Regions from separate parts of the Homo sapiens genome. Here region 2 is linked to region 1. Evidence: chromatin loops called from intact Hi-C (ENCODE). Cell type or tissue: endothelial cell of umbilical vein. All regions are shown on one strand. Each heading gives the region's core, and the rest is flanking DNA. Links, peaks and the distances in the headings are about the cores only.

Evidence for each region. Hi-C counts contacts between places; a loop is a spot of excess contacts. Peaks named below come from ENCODE experiments on the same cell type or tissue, not always from the same donor. Only the 100,000 strongest peaks of a DNase experiment are listed, where the experiment ranks them.
Region 2: a loop joins it to region 1, with 9 times the contacts of the local background. A loop is called at or near these places in 5 of 110 quality-filtered maps.

What each region holds. Positions count from the first base shown.
Region 1 is chr1:201,996,356-202,004,677 of GRCh38, reverse strand. RNPEP (arginyl aminopeptidase) reads right to left here. Exons shown (of 11, transcript NM_020216.4): 5 at 7,124-7,359; 6 at 4,663-4,776; 7 at 3,190-3,302; 8 at 2,911-3,019; 9 at 1,217-1,441; 10 at 182-324. ELF3-AS1 (ELF3 antisense RNA 1) reads left to right here. Exons shown (of 2, transcript NR_146472.1): 2 at 4,351-4,627. MIR6740 (microRNA 6740) reads right to left here and starts at 1,554; the gene lies at 1,442-1,554. RefSeq lists an enhancer at 1-346. In endothelial cell of umbilical vein, for the core only: a CTCF peak has its summit at 4,873 (motif pointing left); no DNase peak of the experiment used is centred there.
Region 2 is chr1:201,891,327-201,899,648 of GRCh38, reverse strand. SHISA4 (shisa family member 4) reads right to left here. Exons shown (of 5, transcript NM_198149.3): 4 at 8,081-8,248; 5 at 7,062-7,849. The coding sequence ends at 7,803. LMOD1 (leiomodin 1) reads left to right here. Exons shown (of 3, transcript NM_012134.3): 2 at 1-412; 3 at 1,251-3,193. The coding sequence ends at 1,277. Among named protein-coding and RNA genes, the nearest start is that of SHISA4, 6.6 kb to the right of the region's middle. RefSeq lists an enhancer at 3,438-3,507. In endothelial cell of umbilical vein, for the core only: a CTCF peak has its summit at 3,577 (motif pointing left); a DNase peak (open chromatin) is centred at 3,538.

The DNA.
Region 1 (8,322 bases), core at 77-8,076:
CTAGGGCAATGCCTTCAAAGCCACACTAGTAAAGAGGCTGAGTGGTAGGGTCCTCAGGTCATTTGCCCCTCCCTCTGTGCCTCAGATGAGTCCTAGATGAGCCCTGCCCACATGATTACTTCACATATGGCCGAGTGGGTCCCAGTGTGCTTTCGGGAACAGCGAGGCAGGGGTCACCCACCTGGTTATGCAGGAACTCCTTCACTTTCCAGAAATCTTCCTGGTGGTCGTTCTTAAGGACGATTTGGCCCCATCGCAGCCGGAGCTCTGCATTCCGGGCATTTGAGATACTTGGGTATGTGTCTCCAAGTTTTTTCACATTCCCTGGAGAAGAGAAAGAAATGGTTTGTGGCTGGTCACGGTGGGTCACACCTGTAATACTAGAATTTTGGGAGGCTGAGGTGGGCGGATCACTTGAGGTCAGGAATGTGAGACCAGCCTGGCCAATATGGCGAAACCCCATCTCTACTAAAAATACCAAACAAAACTGGCCGGGTGTGGTGGCGCACGCCTGTAATCCCAGCTACTTGGAGGCTGAGGTGCTAGAATCAAGAATCACTTGAACTCAGAAGGTGGAGGTTGCTGTGAGCCAATAGCACCACGGCACTCCAGCCTGGTCGACAGAGCAAGATTAAAGCAGACATATTCCCCCAATATCTGTCCCATTTTTTCTCCTACCACTCATCTGCTAAAAGTCATCTTGGCTCTAACTTTTTTTTAACCCCTTGGTGAATATTATGTTGACTGAGCAGCCACAAAGCATTAGAGGTTGAGAGCTCTGGATGACTGGGTTCTGTGCGAACTGTTTGTACCTCAAGTTCATTCTGTCACCTGGGTATTAACATCACACCGCCTACTTCCCAGAGGAGTTGTGGGAATTAAATGACTTAATAGACACAAAAGCCTTACAAGAGTCGCCTGCAGGAGCTTCGGACTTGAGCAATGCCAGGCTTTGTGACTTTGTCCTTGAGGTGCTTGTAAGTAGAACCCATAACCTCCCGATGGCACATTCCTTGTGGAGTGCCAGCCTCCCTAGTGTACGTGGCAGTCCCCTAACCCATAACCTCCCGGTGGCACATTCCTTGTGGAGTGCCAGCCTCCCTAGTGTACGTGGCAGTTCCCTAGGGGCAAGCATCACTACTTTTTGTGAGCCTCCCTCTAGCCCCTGACATAAAGCTGTGCACACAAGGAGCCCTGGTTCACCATTTTTTCTTACCAGGAGGGAGAGGGGATTTCTGGAGGATCTTATCCAGGAAGTAGACCAGCTGGTAGGTCTTCCAGGGAGAGATGGCCACGGCTTCAATGGCCTTCATGTCCAGCTCCTCGGCTGCCCACAGTTGGGCTAGCTCTTCAGCAGGCTTCATGAGTGAGTCCCCAGGGGAGAGATCAGGGAGGTACGGGGGCCAGCCGGGGGTATTCAGCCATCGATCAAACTCAAAACCTGTTTGGGAGGAGAGAAGACACTATCAGAATTCTCTGGCCAGGTTACGGTCAACTGGTTTAAGCAACTCCCAGAGACCTCAAGTTTCTCCTCTCTCCATCCCAAACTCTTTCCCCAGCATTTAACATTACTTTCCCATGTAACTATTCGCTCCAGCAGGGTCCTAGTTATAACGACATCTAGAGACTGTGCCGTTTCGACCGTGAAAGTGCTTTTCGCTCCAAATTAGCACTGTGTTGTCAGAGCCAAGTTGGTGGATGCTCTATTCACGTGCACATTCTCCTACCGATCACAACCACACTGTACTTAAGCACCCAGGCTCTAGGACCAGGCTGCCTGGGTTCCTACCCCTGCTCTGTCATTAACCAGCTGGGAGGCCACGGGCATGTTACTTCACCTCTCTGCACCTCAGTTTTATCTATAAAGTGGGGGTGATAGGCCCTGCCTCCGTGATGGTTATGAGGATTACATGAGCAAATAAACATTAAAAGCTTAGCGTATCGCCTGATGCATAGTAAGTACTCTGGAATTATTAACTACCATTAGCTCCGGAGTCCCCGCATTAAAATGCAAGCCTCCAACCGAACAGTAGGTGCTGCTAAAGTCCTGACCAATCCTACTGTCAGAGGACGCGGACTTCATCAAACCAACAATAGAGTGACTCAAGGTTCAGGTCACAGCAAGAAGTGGGGGTATGTCTAATGGATTGTGTCTTCCATGACAGGACATTTTTCGTTTTTTCTTTGGAAGTGGTACCTCCCAGGCAGAAACTGGCGGCTGGGCACAGCGGCTCACGCCTGTAATCCCAGCACTTTGGGAGGCCGAGGCAGGTGGATCACCTGAGGTCAGGAGTTCGAGACCAGCCTGACCAACATGGAGAAACCCCGTCTCTACTAAAAATACAAAATAGCCGGGCGTGGTGGCGCGTGCCTGTAATCCCAGCTACTCGGGAGGCTGAGGCAGGAGAATCGCTTGAACCCGGCAGGCGGAGGTTGCGGTGAGCCGAGATCGTGCCATTGCACTCCAGCCTGGGCAACAAGAGCGAAACTCCATCTCAAAAAAAAAAAAAAAGAAAAGAAAAGAAAGAAAGAAATAAGGAGGGCCACTGGGGTTGCCTTCACTCAGAAGGCTGTAGGAGGGGTGCTGCCTCCGCTCCTGCCCTGTGAGTTTTAGCTTGGGGCAGTGGTGCGGCAGCAGTGGCAGCTCTCCAGGCAAGTTAAGGGTCTGACTGTGTGTCCAGGTGAGAGGAGAGAGTAAGGAAACAGACTGGGAGAAAATGAGGCAGAGAGGAGTGAAAAGAAGTCATTCTTGTGGAATAAATCCCAGGATTCTGGGTTTGCTTCCCAAAACGCCCCTACCTAGCTGACTCTGACCCAGTGTTTTCCCATCCACCACCATCTTTCCGAGTGTCAATGAGATCTCATTCTCTACTATTTTTTAGAAGCCTGTGGGCCAGTTCCTCTGCTTACCTGGAATGATATCCACTCTCTTTTTCTTAAGCTCAGGGAAATATTCCAAGTAGAAGTCCAGAAAGTCATCGGCTAAGATGCTTCGGAATTTGAATTCATGCACATAGGCCTGTGAGGAGGGAAAGCTCTTTAGACCCTCTCTGGCCCCGTGGGGAGTGGTGTCCCTCTGTGTCCTGGGTCCTCCTCCAACCCCTTACATCTTTCGCCCCCTGCCTCTACCCTTGATCAGGCCCAGTGGCTTTATCCGCTCCTCTTCCTTCTCCCCTCATGTGACTATACCTTGAGAAAACTGTCAAACTGATCCTGATCACCCACCAAGTGGGCCAGGTATGAAACAAAGCAGAAACCTTTCTCGTAGGGGGTCTCATTATAGGTGTCGTCCGGGTCAACGCCTGGCAGAGGAGAAAGCAGACAAGATTTGAGCTTTTGTAGCCTGTCACCCGTAACGTTCTTCTCTAGCTCCACAGTCAAAGACTAGCGATGGAAGAGATCAGAATTCAGCTTCCCCAGGGACAGCAAGGCCAAGAAGGTGTCCAGATCCTGGCCTCTCTCCAGATCTTGGACTCTCTCAAGGCCAAGACTCTCTCTCTTAAGATCTCTATCTCAAGGCCAAGATCTCTCTCCAGATATTGGCCTCTCTCAAGGTACTTCCAAGATCTCAGAGGGCCATTCACTGTGGATCTAATATGAAGACAGAGAAACCAGCCTTCCAGAGGAGCGGACACATTTCCTTAGTCCCAGGATACACTTTGTGTGGGTAGGTTCCATCAGCATTTCCCACTGAGCACCAAGCTGTGTCTTTTCCATCCCTATTGGTCACCACCTAAATACTCAACCTACCCTCCCAGATCAATGTTTTTTTTTTTTTTTTTTTAAGACGGAGTCTTGCTCTATCACCCAGGCTGGAGTGCAGTGGCACGATCTCAGCTCACTGCAACCTCTGCCTCCTGGGGTCGAGCGATTCTCCTGCCTCAGCCTCCCCAGTAGCTGGGATTACAGGTGTGCATCACCACACCCAGCTAATTTTTGTATTTTTAGTAGAGACAGGGTTCTCCATATTGGCTAGGCTGGTCTCGAACTCTTGACCTCATGATCCACCCGCTTTGACCTGGGATTACAGGCGTGAACCACCATGCCCAGCCAATGTGTTGTTTTTACAGCTGTTCCAGGCTAAAACTAATTACCCGTCTCTAAGAAATTCATCTGCAAACTTAACGGCATCAAGGAACATGAGCTTCAATTGCATAAAAAGGTTTCAGATTAGTCACACATGGAATGAAGGAAAATGTTAGGAAGTAAAAAGATCTGAATTTGGAGAGAGGACCCGGATCTCAGTTGCAGTCATGCACTGATTAGGTACATGACCTGGACAAGACACTTAACTTGTCTGGCACTCAGTCCCATCCTCTGTAAAATAAGGCTAATGCTTTTATTCTACAGAATCCACAGATCTGCCCTGATGATCATGAAGGAATGCGAAAGAGCCTGGTAAAACGATATGGACTTGTGCAAATGCAAAGCAATGGTGAAGTCATCACGAACCGCACAGACTGGACAGAACTCCTATCTGGCTGCAATGGCTTGGGTTCAGTCAGCCCAGGGGCCAGAGAATTGGCTACAAAGAGCTCTGGAGTGCCCCTCCCTCCAAATAAAGTATTCTAAGCGTGCACTGATCAACATGAAGTTCGCATTAACTTGGGGCTCCAAGCTCAATTGAGGGGAGTGGGTGTCAGACAGAGGAGCCTCCTGGACCTGGTTCAATCTTCACGCGGAGCTTGTTGAGTGGGTTTTCCTCTCCAGTGATGTCCATGTGCTGACGCAGCAGAGCCCGCCCCGTTGCAGCCTCCAAGCAGGTGTACGCAGCGCCTGGTGCAGAATCAAACGTAAGCCTCGGGAAAACGTCTGTCACCACATCCAAGTGTATTTTCCTGACAGAGACACTGTGCTGCCTCCTTGTGGCCTCAAGAAGAACAGCGACAGATACCTGAAGCTTAATAACATTACCCTCCTGGGGACCCAGGGCAAATAGGGACAGTTACAGAGAGCCTGACTCAGTCCCTAGCTCCCTGTTGCTGTGGGCTACAAAGGACTTGGTTAACTCAGGCTGTTGGTCTCTCTCCTAAGTGAGGACTGGGGGAATCGCACCTTTCTGACAGTTACCTTTCCTTATCAAAGTACTGTATTTTTATTTTATCTTATTTCATTTATTTTATTATTTTATTTTTTGAGACAAAGCCTCACTCTGTCACCCAGGCTGGAGTGCAATGGCGTGATCTTGGCTCACTGCAACCTCCGTCTCCTCCTGGGTTCAAGCGATTCTTCTGCATCAGCCTCCTGAGTAGCCGGGATTACAGGTGTGCACCACCACGCCCAGCTAATTTTTGTATTTTTAGTAGAGAGGGGGCTTTACCACGTTGGCCAAGCTCAAACTCCTGATCTCAGGTGATATGCCCGCCTTGGCCTCCCAAAGTGCTGGGATTACAAGCGTGAACCACCACGCCCAGCCCCCGGCCTTATTTTTAGAAAATGATTTGATTTTTTTTTTTTTTTTGAGACAGAGTCTCGCTCTGTTGCCCAGGCTGGAGTGCAGTGGCACGATCTCGGCTCACTGCATCCTCCACCTCCTGGATTCAAGCAATTCTCCTATCTCAGCTTACCAAGTAGCTGGGACTACAGGCACACACCATGATGCCTGGCTAATTTTTGTATTTTTAGTAGAGACGGGGGTTTCACCATTTTGGTCAGGCTGGTCTCAAACTCCTGACCTCAGGTGATCCACCTGCCTCAGGCGTGAGCCACCATGCCTGGCAATGACTTGATCTTCTGTGAAAACTTAGAATTATTTTCATCTAACTGTTTCTGTCAGACAAAAGAAATTATCAACCCCAAATTTTTAAGGATCTCTAAGTCTCCTTCTGCATTAAAAACAATGACTGAGGGAACAGTGGAGGGGTGGGGCACAGGGTTTTGGAACCAGCCAGCTCTGCCCTTTCCTAGATGTTTTGACTCTGAGTAAGTGGCTTAGCCTCTCTCAGCCTCAGTTTCTTCAACTGTACAATGGGATAAAAATATTTGCTTGCAGGATTCCTAATGGCTGATTAAGATATTCACAAACAGGCTCTTGCTATATATATTCTGAATGAAAGTACAGAATTTGTACAAACTTTCTGGAAGATAATGGACAATATGTACTAAAAAGACTATGTAATTTAAAACGTTCAGGGCCGGGCGCAGTGGCTCACAGCTGTTGTCTCAGCACTTTGGGAGGCTTAGACAGGCAGGTCACTTGAGGCCAGGAGTTCAAGACCAGTCTGGCCAATATGCCGAAATCCTGTCTCTACTAAAAACATAAAAACTAGCTGGGCATGGTGGTGCATGCCTGTAATCCCAGCTACAGGGAGTGGGATGTGGGGGAGCTGAGGCAGGAGAATTGCTTGAACTACGGAGGTGGAGGTTGCAATGAGCCGAGATTGCAACGCTGCACTCCAGCCTGGCAACAGAACAAGACTCTGTCTCAAAAAAAAAAAAAAAAAAAAAGTTCAGACCCAGAAATTATGTTTCTAAGAATTTATCATTGTTGAAATCATCTGATATGAATAGACATTTATGTGTAAGGAAATTTGTCAACATATTTCAATGGAAAATTGGAAACAACCAGTAAATTAAAAAACATCCATATATGCAGCTATAGAAGAAAATCTAATGGGCTGGGCATGGTGGCTCACGCCTGTAATCCTGGCACTTTGAGAGGCCGAGGAGGTTGGATCACCTGAGGTCATGAGTTCGAGACCAGCCTGACCAACATGGAGAAACCTCGTCTCTTCTAAAAATACAAAATTAGCCAGGTGTGGTGGCGCATGCCTGTAATCCCAGCTACTCGGGAGGCTGAGGCAGGAGAATCGCTTGAAGCCGGGAGGTGGAGGTTGCAGTGAGCCGAGATCGTGCCATTGCACTCCAGCCTGGGCAACAAGAGCAAAACTCTGTCTCAAAAAAAAAAAAAACTAATGACCTGGGGAAATGTTTTTTTAAAAAAAAGTCAGTTGTCAAACCATGTGTGGTTTGACAATTCATACATACAGAAAAATGTTGGATACACACTACTGCCTCGTCTCTTCACACCCACTTGTATTCTGAAACCCCATAAGGAGATCACACTGGCCCCACAGGTTAAGAATGGGAGGCAGACTCCTTAGGAGAGGGGTGGGCACTTTACCAAAGAGGATGGTGGAGATCCTCCTCTGGGCGTACATGGTGAAACCTTCATTGAGCCAGAATTCACCCCAGTTGGCGTTGGTGACCAGGTTCCCAAACCAACTGTGGGAGATCTCATGGATGATGACATCTGCCAAGGAGCGGTCCCCAGCTAGCAGGCAGGGGGTGACAAAGGTCAGACAAGGGTTCTCCATTCCTCCAAATGGAAAGGACGGTGGCATGAAGAGCAAGTCATACCTGCCGAGAAGCGGGGAGGTCACCAAGAGGCCCTGGCTTCCCGGAGCAGACCCTACCTCGCCTCCCTTTCCAGCCTATTTCCAAGCCCTAACAGATGCAGTCACTAAACAGGCAGAGTACGACTTCGGGCCCAGTGCGGAAAATAAAGCCCAGGCTCCTCAATGCTTCTCCCACGTGGCTCCCCTGCCTTGCTGGGACTTCCCTCATCGAGGTGGTGTCTGCTCTCCTGGAGCTCACTCTCCAGGCATTTGTTTCCCTCTCTCCTTCCAAGCAGGGGTGGAGGTGATAAATGTATTATCAGCTCCATCACATGGAGTTCCCTGGAGGCCAACTTGGGGTCATAAAGACCAACCTGGAGCCTTTTATCTAAGGAGCCTAAAGTCTGAAGATGTCAAAGTTAAAAACAGAGTGTGGGGAAACTTCCAGCAATGGGAAAACACAGGTCAACAAAGGACCTTGACGGTGCTGCCCCATCTCAAACTTGGCAACTGCAGGTCACATTTTGAACACCTCAAGAACCTCTTCTCTGCCGGGCCTGGTGGCTCACACCTGTAATCCCAGCACTTTGGGACCAAGGTGGACAGATCACCTGAGGTCAGGAGTTCGAGACCAGCCTGGCCAACATGGTGAAACCCTGTCTCTACTAAAAATACAAAAATTAGCTGAGTGTGGTGGAGGGCGTCTGTAATCCCAGCTACTCTGGAGGCTGAGGCAGGAGAATCGCTTGAACCTGGGAGGTGGAGGTTGCAGTGAGCTGAGATCACGCCACTGCCCTCCAGCCTGGGTGACAGAGCGAGACTCCATCTCAAAACACACACACACACACACACACACACACACACACACACACACAAAGAACCTCATCTCCTAGGCCCTCTCCTCAGCAACAGTGAGAAGCCTGGCTCATACCCTCCTCTCTTCCTCCTCTCCTTCACTTCTGGGATCAGGGAAACTTTGCTCTGG
Region 2 (8,322 bases), core at 171-8,170, 110 kb after region 1:
GCTGGCCGGGCCCCGAATGACTGTCACCAATCTGCTCAGCCGCAACATGGACAAGCAGAGACAAAAGCGGCTGCAGGAGCAAAGGCAGGCACAGGAAGCCAAGGGAGAGAAGAAGGATCTGCTGGAGGTACCCAAGGCCGGGGCCGTGGCTAAGGGCTCCCCAAAACCTTCACCTCAACCATCTCCAAAGCCCTCTCCAAAGAACTCACCCAAAAAAGGGGGTGCTCCAGCTGCCCCACCACCCCCTCCCCCTCCCTTGGCTCCACCCCTTATCATGGAGAACCTGAAGAATTCACTCTCACCAGCTACCCAGAGGAAGATGGGAGACAAAGTCCTCCCTGCCCAGGAGAAGAACTCCCGTGACCAGCTATTGGCTGCCATCCGCTCCAGCAACCTCAAGCAGCTCAAGAAGTTAAGTAGTTGTGGGCATGAGCCAACAGGGCGGGGCTGGGTAGGGCCTGGAGGAGAGGGTAGGACTGCAAAAGGGAAGGCATGCAGAGGAGCTTATGTCGGCTGCAGATGATATAGACTCCCAGGGCCCATAGGGGACTTCAGGTCATCTCATGCATCCTCCTGCCTGCAGGCAGGTCACACCTGTATATCCCCTAGAGCTGAGACTCTACCCTTCCTTTAAGGAGCTTCCTTTAATACCTCACTCCATGCTTCTCTTTCATTCTGCAATGAAGCCTGTTTCTCCTTAAAATGGAGAAATGGCCTCTACAGAGTAGTTTTGCCTCGGGTCCTTCCTTTAAGTCTTCTCCATTTCCCCAAACAAAAATGATCCACGTTTTACTTAGCCTCCTCTCAGGACCAGCCAAGTCCTACAGGTCAGTCCATCCGAAAGGTCTCTGGGAGATTCACCTCTCAGGAGAGTCTACCTTTGCCTAGCCAGTGCCATGGACACAGGAGCCATCCCTGGACACCCTACTTCTCCAAGCCCTGCCTCCCCTGGAAGTCTGGCCTGGGTGACAAAGTCCACGATCGTTTGTCCATTTGGTTGGATACCCAACCCCCACAACATCATCTGGGACAAGGTATCATGAGATAAAGGAAAATCTCAATTGTAATTCCAGTGGTCACTCAATGACATCCAATTTTTACAGACAATGAAAAATGCTCCCTCAGTGTCAACACCTCATTCACATTCCACAGACATAACATATTGCAGTGTCTTGTGTGTCCTTCCAGTAGGGAGGGAGGTGAGGTGGCTGAGCTCCCTTCTCTAACCTGTCTCTACTTTGCCCCTACAGGTGGAAGTGCCCAAACTGCTTCAGTAGGACCAGGCTGCCAGGCACCATCTGCCAATGCCATGACTGCTCAGGCCTCACCTCCCAGGGCTACACAGACCCTGCCCACCCCATCCCTGGCTGACCTGCTGTGGATGTCCCTATTCTGCCATGGGAGAGTCCAGGCCTGGGTCACGCTCAAGGAAGGATGCCTTATCTCTTCTCACTTTCCTTTTCTTGTCTCTGAGGCTCTCCAAATTTTGCTTTAGTACATGGAGCTCAGGTTTCTGGACAAGAAGAGTCCTTTTAGCACATCACTGAGAAGATGGCACTGTCCAGGGCCCATGTAGCTGGCAAGCTGCAAAAGGCCTGTGATCCAGGAAAGATGTCCCACAGGGACCACATCCACCCCAGCCCCACTGCCCTCCAGGGCCAGGATTCAGGCCTCTGAGGAGCCCACGGGGCAAAGCTGCTGGGCCAGTGGCACTCTGTGTGGGAAAATGGCAGAAAGATGGAGAGGCATGGGGGCCCAAAGGGGAGCGTGGGGAGGGGCTGAGGATACCCCAAAGTCCAGGCTAATTAGAGGATGTGGCAGGGGCAGTGGCCTGGATGCACAGTGCCTGATGGGAGTAGGCTCCAGACAGGAGGAGTGGGACAGACAGCAGCTGGACTTGAAGGTTTGATGCCAAAGCAGACATTTTCCTCACACCCACCTGCTGCTGTATGAATAGCTGTGTATCTGTTTTTCCATAAGATTTTGATAATATATACAAACCTTTAGCTGTGAATGGCTGTGCCCCACCTGTTGTCCTGAACTGTGAGTCCTGATCCTAACCCTGGGCTCCCTGGAGGACTCTAGAAGCTCAGGTTCCCTGCCACACTATTTGAGTTGGCCAAGAAATAAATTCACATCCTCAGAAAGTGCAGCATGGAGGAAAATCTGAACTCTAAGCAGAAGACTCTCCACTGACCTGGTTGTCCAGGTCTAGAAGGCCAGGCCTCTACTAGGTCTGCTCCTGAACCAGTCCTGCTGCCTGGAGTCAGTAGCCAGAGTTGTTCTCAGGGGTGCTGGGGCAGAGTGGAGCCCAGGGTGCTGGGATGGCTATATTAGGCATGTTCAGGGATGCTCATTCCATGACTCTGCCTAACCATGGGCTCAGGGCCAGGTCCTCACAGCAGTCACAGGCCCAGGAAGGCGGCAGGCAGAGAAGTGGAGTGACTATTTGGAGAATAGCACCCATATCTGTGTGCCCTAGGGCTCAGAGGGGCCTCATCTTCCCCAGCCCTCCCCACCTGCTCACCAATTCCACTTCCTGCCCCAACTGCAGGAATGCTGACAATGCTGCCATGCCCACCATCGGGTGTAGGTGAAAGGCATCTTTCTGAATTTCATTCTCTTGAAGGTGCTGCCACCCCTTGGCACTGTGGAACTGCCACCTTGGGTCTGTGTCACTTGTAGGTTTCTCTGCCTCCAGGTTGCCTCAACAGCAGGAGGCACAGCAGTTTCACCATCTTTGAGGTGAGGGTGGGGTGCCCCAGCTAGGAAGCAAGATCGCTGTGCTAGGTCTGACCAAAACCAGAGGGCAGTCTAGTCCTGGGGGTAAAGCCCTCAGATCCCAGGGTACACTCTTCTCCATTCCCTCCACCCACTTGCCTGTCACCCCAGTCACCTAAGCAATCACTGGGCCCAGAGGAGAGGAGACAGACACACACTGGCTCCTGGACCTAAAGGGTATGAGCTGGAGCTAAGGCCAGCTAGAGCTTCCACTGTCAGCCCTCACTGTCAGTCCCACTGCACCCCCCTGTGCCTGCTGGGCACTGGGCACTAGCTAGATGCTTTAGGTTGCTTCAGCTGATCCTTCAACTCTGTGAGGTGGATACCAATATTCTATTTTGCAGATAGAATTTGGCCCAGAGAGGTTAACTAATATATCCATGATCACACAGCTAATAAAAGTCAGAGCTCAGGTCTGTTTTGTTTGTTGGTTTTGTTTTGAGCCCAGGTCTTCAGGCCATAGAACTGCTTCTCATTAACAGCTCCCCTTCCTTCCCTCACTGAAATAAGGCTGTGACGGTGCTGCAGGAAAGCACTGGACGCTCACCTGAACCCAAACAACCTGCCTCCAAATCTTAAGGGTCCAATAGAACCTGTCACCTTAGGAAGCCCTTTCTACCAAACTTCAAACATGATTTAGCCAGAGAGAAAAACCACTCCCTACTGTCCTGAGCAACAAGTGAGCTGCCCTCTTCCTCGGTGCTCCCGCGGTGGGGATGCTGTTTCCGTCCTGGATGATGTCATCACTCCTCTAGTGCACTTGAACCTGGTGCGGGAGCACAGCGCCACCTGGGGGTGGACCGCAACCCAGATTCTCCAGCTGCTCCAGGGGTGCCCTGGAGCTGTGCTAGGGACCAGGGGAGGGAGGCAGTTAGAGGGAGGGGGAGGAAAAGATGGGCAGATAGCCTGGTGAGCTTCGGAAAAGGGGCCCAAACTCTGGAGGCTGTGTTTCTGCTGCGCCACGCACCCACTGCTGCCCACCTGCCCCACCAACACTGGCAGTCACCCATCTATCCTGCTTCCTTTCCTAAAACTTAGAGAGGGAAATCCAGAAAGGCTCTATCCTTGTCTGGTGCCTGTACTGTACAAGGACAAAAAAAGAGGTTCGAAGATAGAAAATGACTTGTCGAAGTTGATGAATCAGGATTTGAACCCAAGTCTCTTATCTCTGGGTTCATCTAGCAACCTGGATGAAGCCACGGTCTGACCTCCACGGTCTCTGCCTGCAGCCCCCACTGTCATATCCTCCACTCTGCCCCCCCACCCTCCATCACTTCCTGGAGAATCACATTCCCTAGCTCCTACCTGCAAGGAAGGGAGGCTTCACCTCTCAGCTCTCCCGGCCCGCAGGGCCCAGCCGTTGCACCCCAAGCTTCTTGCCTCCTGGTCCTATCCAGATGGGAAAAGCGTCTTTCCCTCCACCTTCCCAGCACTGGGACCTAGGCCCTGGTGCTGGCTGTGGGTGGGATGGCAGGCACCAGCAGCTGCCAAGGCGCTGGCCTCACTTGTCCTTACAGAAGCTCAACCTGCAGGTGAGCAAGGGGCTCTAGGCCTGGGCACTGTGTCACACATGTGGCACTCTTTAAGAAACATGAGATCTGGATGCAGGTCACCCATGAGCTTCTGGACCACCAAGTCGGGAGTGCCATGTGCTGCCCCCTACCCTTCACCCTGCATGGCCAGGCTGGGGCTCCTGACCTCTGAGTTTGGCCTAACTAGGGCCTGTGTTGCTGTGGTGCTGGGCTAGGCTGCTGGCCTAAGAGTGGCCAAGAGAGTGTGGCCCCCCTCAGCACCCTTCCCCCAGCACCTCCCACTCATCCTGTCTATGCCCCTCCTACCCCTCCCTCCCTCCCTCCTTCCTCCAGCCCTCTAGGGCCCTTCCCTTACTTGCCCCTCCCTCCTTTACTCTTTGCCTGAAGTACCTCCCTTCTGTTCACCTCTTGTGGGGGGCTCCCCTTCTCCCCTCACCCAAGGTGTCTCTCCTTTCTTGCCAACCTTTCTCCCCCTGCCCATTGTATTTCCATGTGTCCCTGCCCTAGCTCCTTCCCCTGCACCTGACCCCTCCCATCCACCTGTGAGATCCGCTTTCCCTTGAGCAGGCCCAGCCTGGCAAGATTCCTGCCCTAAGAATGCACTCCTCTTGCTTTTGTCTAAAAATGCCCCTCTTCTCCACATGTGCCTTCCAGACCGCCCTTTGGGGGATTCACCATTCCCTCCCAGCCTAGCAGGACCCTATTGACACTATTGAGGTCCCCCAATCCTTGAGGGACACTGCCCCTCCCACCCTCACTCCTGCCTGCCCTTATAGAGTGCCTGATTGGCTTTCAGGGGTGCTAGCTGAGGAACAAGGCGATCCGGAGGGGCAACTACAGCTTTGTACTCCCCTGGCCCTGCTGGGCTCCCCTTGTTTCCCAGATGATGAGTCAGATGAGGTGGGGTCAGAGGAGACTGCAGTGGTTTGGGAAGAGACGTAGGGGTGATTGCCTCCATTTAAAGAACTCCAGGATATGTGAGAGACCTCTTCACTGCTCAGAGCATGTGAAAGTCCTACTCTGTCACAGTTTTGCTCCTTTTCTTAGAATTCTCTTCAGTGTTTTGCAGAGTTAGTTGACTGGAAATGGGGCAACTCTACTCTTCCAGTCTCAGCTATGGCTAGGGTAAACCTGCCTCCTATCCCAGACTACAAAGCATTTTTTCATTGGCACCAGGTTGTTGATTCAAGGATAATTAATTCTGACTGGCATCACCTTGCATACATTTACACATCATTTCTCGGAGAAACTAAAAAACCTTAATATGTAGATCTCTTCCAGCTCCCAGCTTCAGGAGAGAGGAGACTGCACTCCAAACCTCAGATGACTTGGAGACCCTCTTTCCTAAATTGTGAAGCCAGGCACTCCAGGGCTCCAGCTCCCACCTCTTGTCCCCACCCTCAAAGAGAAAGAGGATTTGTACCTGTGGCCTCAGCTCTGTCTCTACCAGCATCAGCAGCCCCTCCCTGTCTGGGTCTGATCCAGGGGCAGACATGTGGGCCCCATGAAGATTTCACTGGGAAGGGGAAAGCCATGAATCTAGGGGCAGAGCTCTGCCCAGGGGAATTTCTGACCCTGGCCCCAAAACCCTGGCCCAGGAGCTCTTGCCTTCCAGGCTGCGTGACAAGAGATAATCCTCAAGAGTATGTGGGTGGCAGAAGGCCCTGGGGGCATGGTCAGCACAACGGCCATATCCAGAACCCAGCTGGGCTGCAGGATCCCAGAGGTCTGAGCGGGCAGGGCAGGAGAGCAAAGCCTGAGGCTGCAGTGGGGCTGGAGTACCTGTGGATGGGGAGAAAAGGAGGGCTGGGCTTAGAGGATACTTGGATAAGGGGCTTGGAGAGGGGAGGGGCTCTTCATTGGTGGGGCTTTGCCAAGCTGAGCTGACACTTTTCCCACTTGAGTTAAAAACAATAAAACTTCCTTCCCTGGATCTGTCACCAGACAAGTCCTGAGAGCACAAGGACCATGACCCCAGGGAACAAGGAGAGGGAAGACAGCCAGGCAGCTCCAGAGGTAGGGGGGCTCTTCTAGGCAATATTTGTGGGAGGAGGGGGAGAAAAGGTCATATCCCCCACTGTGTGGCTCAGTGGGGGTCACAGACATGGGCCTGGGGACTGGCAACCCAAGCAGCTGACAGAAGCACCTTGCACCAGATTCTTGGGTCACCCAGTGTCTCTACCTGGCTCCTAGTTCTAGGATCTCTAATCAGGAAGGAAAGCACAGGACTAACAGTTTCATGTACATACTATTTCACCCTCCTGACAGCCATGGGGTATTATCCCCATTTGATTTATTTATTTATTTATTTTTATTTATTTATTTAGAGACAGATCCTGGTTCTGTTGCCCAGGCTGGAGTACAGTGGCGCAATCTCGGCTCAATGTAACCCCAGCCTCCTGGGTTCAAGCGATTCTCCTGCCTTAGCCTCCCGAGTAGCTGGGATTACAGGCGCCTGCCACAATGCCTGGCTAATTTTTTTTTGTATATTAGCAGAGACAGGGATTCACCATGTTGGCCAGGCTGGTCTTGAACTCCTGACCTCAGGCGATCCCCCCCCCTTGGCCTCTCAAAGTACTGAGATTACAGGCATGAGCTACCGCACCTGTCCTATCTCCATTCTATAGATAAGGACATTGAGGCTTGGGAACCTTTGGAGACATGGCCAAGGTCAGAAAGTGGTGGGGCCCAGAATGAATCTAAGGGTACCTGAATGGGAACTGCCTTTGTACAGTTAGCAGTGCCTCAGCTGTTGTAGAGCTGTTGATCCCTAGCAGGGAATATCTGTAGTGCAAACGAGCATCTCTTCAGAGCTGTGGCAAAATTCACCTCATTGTCTTTAGGAAGCCTTTAGGAAGCCAGGAACAGTCCGCCTTGGTCTGCTTGTGGATGGGGGTGAGGATGGTGCTGTGCTCCGATGCTGGTGCTGGCCCTCCCCTACTTTTGGAATATGGAGTGGGCAACAGTCTGGGCCCAGCTGAAGGCGGTGTTCCTGGAAGGTGTGGATGGGTCCAATGATGCGACTGATATGAGTTATGTCTTTACAGCTTTAATCTAGCAGGCCAGAGATGTGGCCAGTGGGGCAGCCAGAGAGGAGGGCTACTGCCAGCTGCTGACGGAACCTCCTCCCTCCCCCCACCCCAGCCCAGAGGGGACAAACAGTAGGGCCCCAGCCTTCCTGGCTGGGATCTTGGGAGCAGAGGGACTATTTGAAAACAGGCACTGTGACCCAGGCTGTCATCTCCCTCCCTTGCCCCCAGTAAAAATAGCCCATAATTCCAAGCCCTCCCCCCAACCCCTCATAGTTCTAGTTCAGCTCCTGTTCCACTTCCCTGGGGCTCTGTCCCCAGTAGGGCCCAGGGCTTGGCTTGGTCTGGGGCCTGGTGGCTGGAGGACTCCTGCCACCCCCAGGACCAGATGCAGGTACAGGATGAGGGCATCTCCCAAGGTTGGCATCACTGAAGGGGCAGCAGAGACATGGCTGGTTCCTCAGGCTCCCGGGTAAGAGGGCTGTGGTGGCATATAGGGAGGAGGAGCTGAAAGCCAAAGAGACAGGATGAGGGTGAGTGGTGGCATAGGTGGACGAAAAGTAACACCCCTGCCCCCGGGGCAGACAGGACCCATAGGGAAGAGTGGGCCTGGAGGTTTCGGGCTAGAGGTGGAGGAAGTCTGGGAGAGGGAATCTGAGAATGAGAGAGGCACAGGGGAGGTCGCAGGGCAAGGGGTGGGGGAAGGCAGCAGCAAGGGGCTCCAGATTGCTTACTTACCTGCAGGGTTGTAGACTGGGGGCCCAGCTGGGTAGAGTGGATATTGGGGAGCAGGACCACTAGGTGGGTATATGAAGCCAGGCTGTGGGGGTGCAGGGCCAGCTTTGGGGTCCTGGGGGTATGGGTATACTGGCTGCACTGGGATGCCTGTCATTGGAATCTCCTGGCCTAGATGGGGGAGAAGGATCAGCATTCAGAGACCCATCTCCTATGGGAAGCCTCCTCCTCCTGCCCAGGAAACC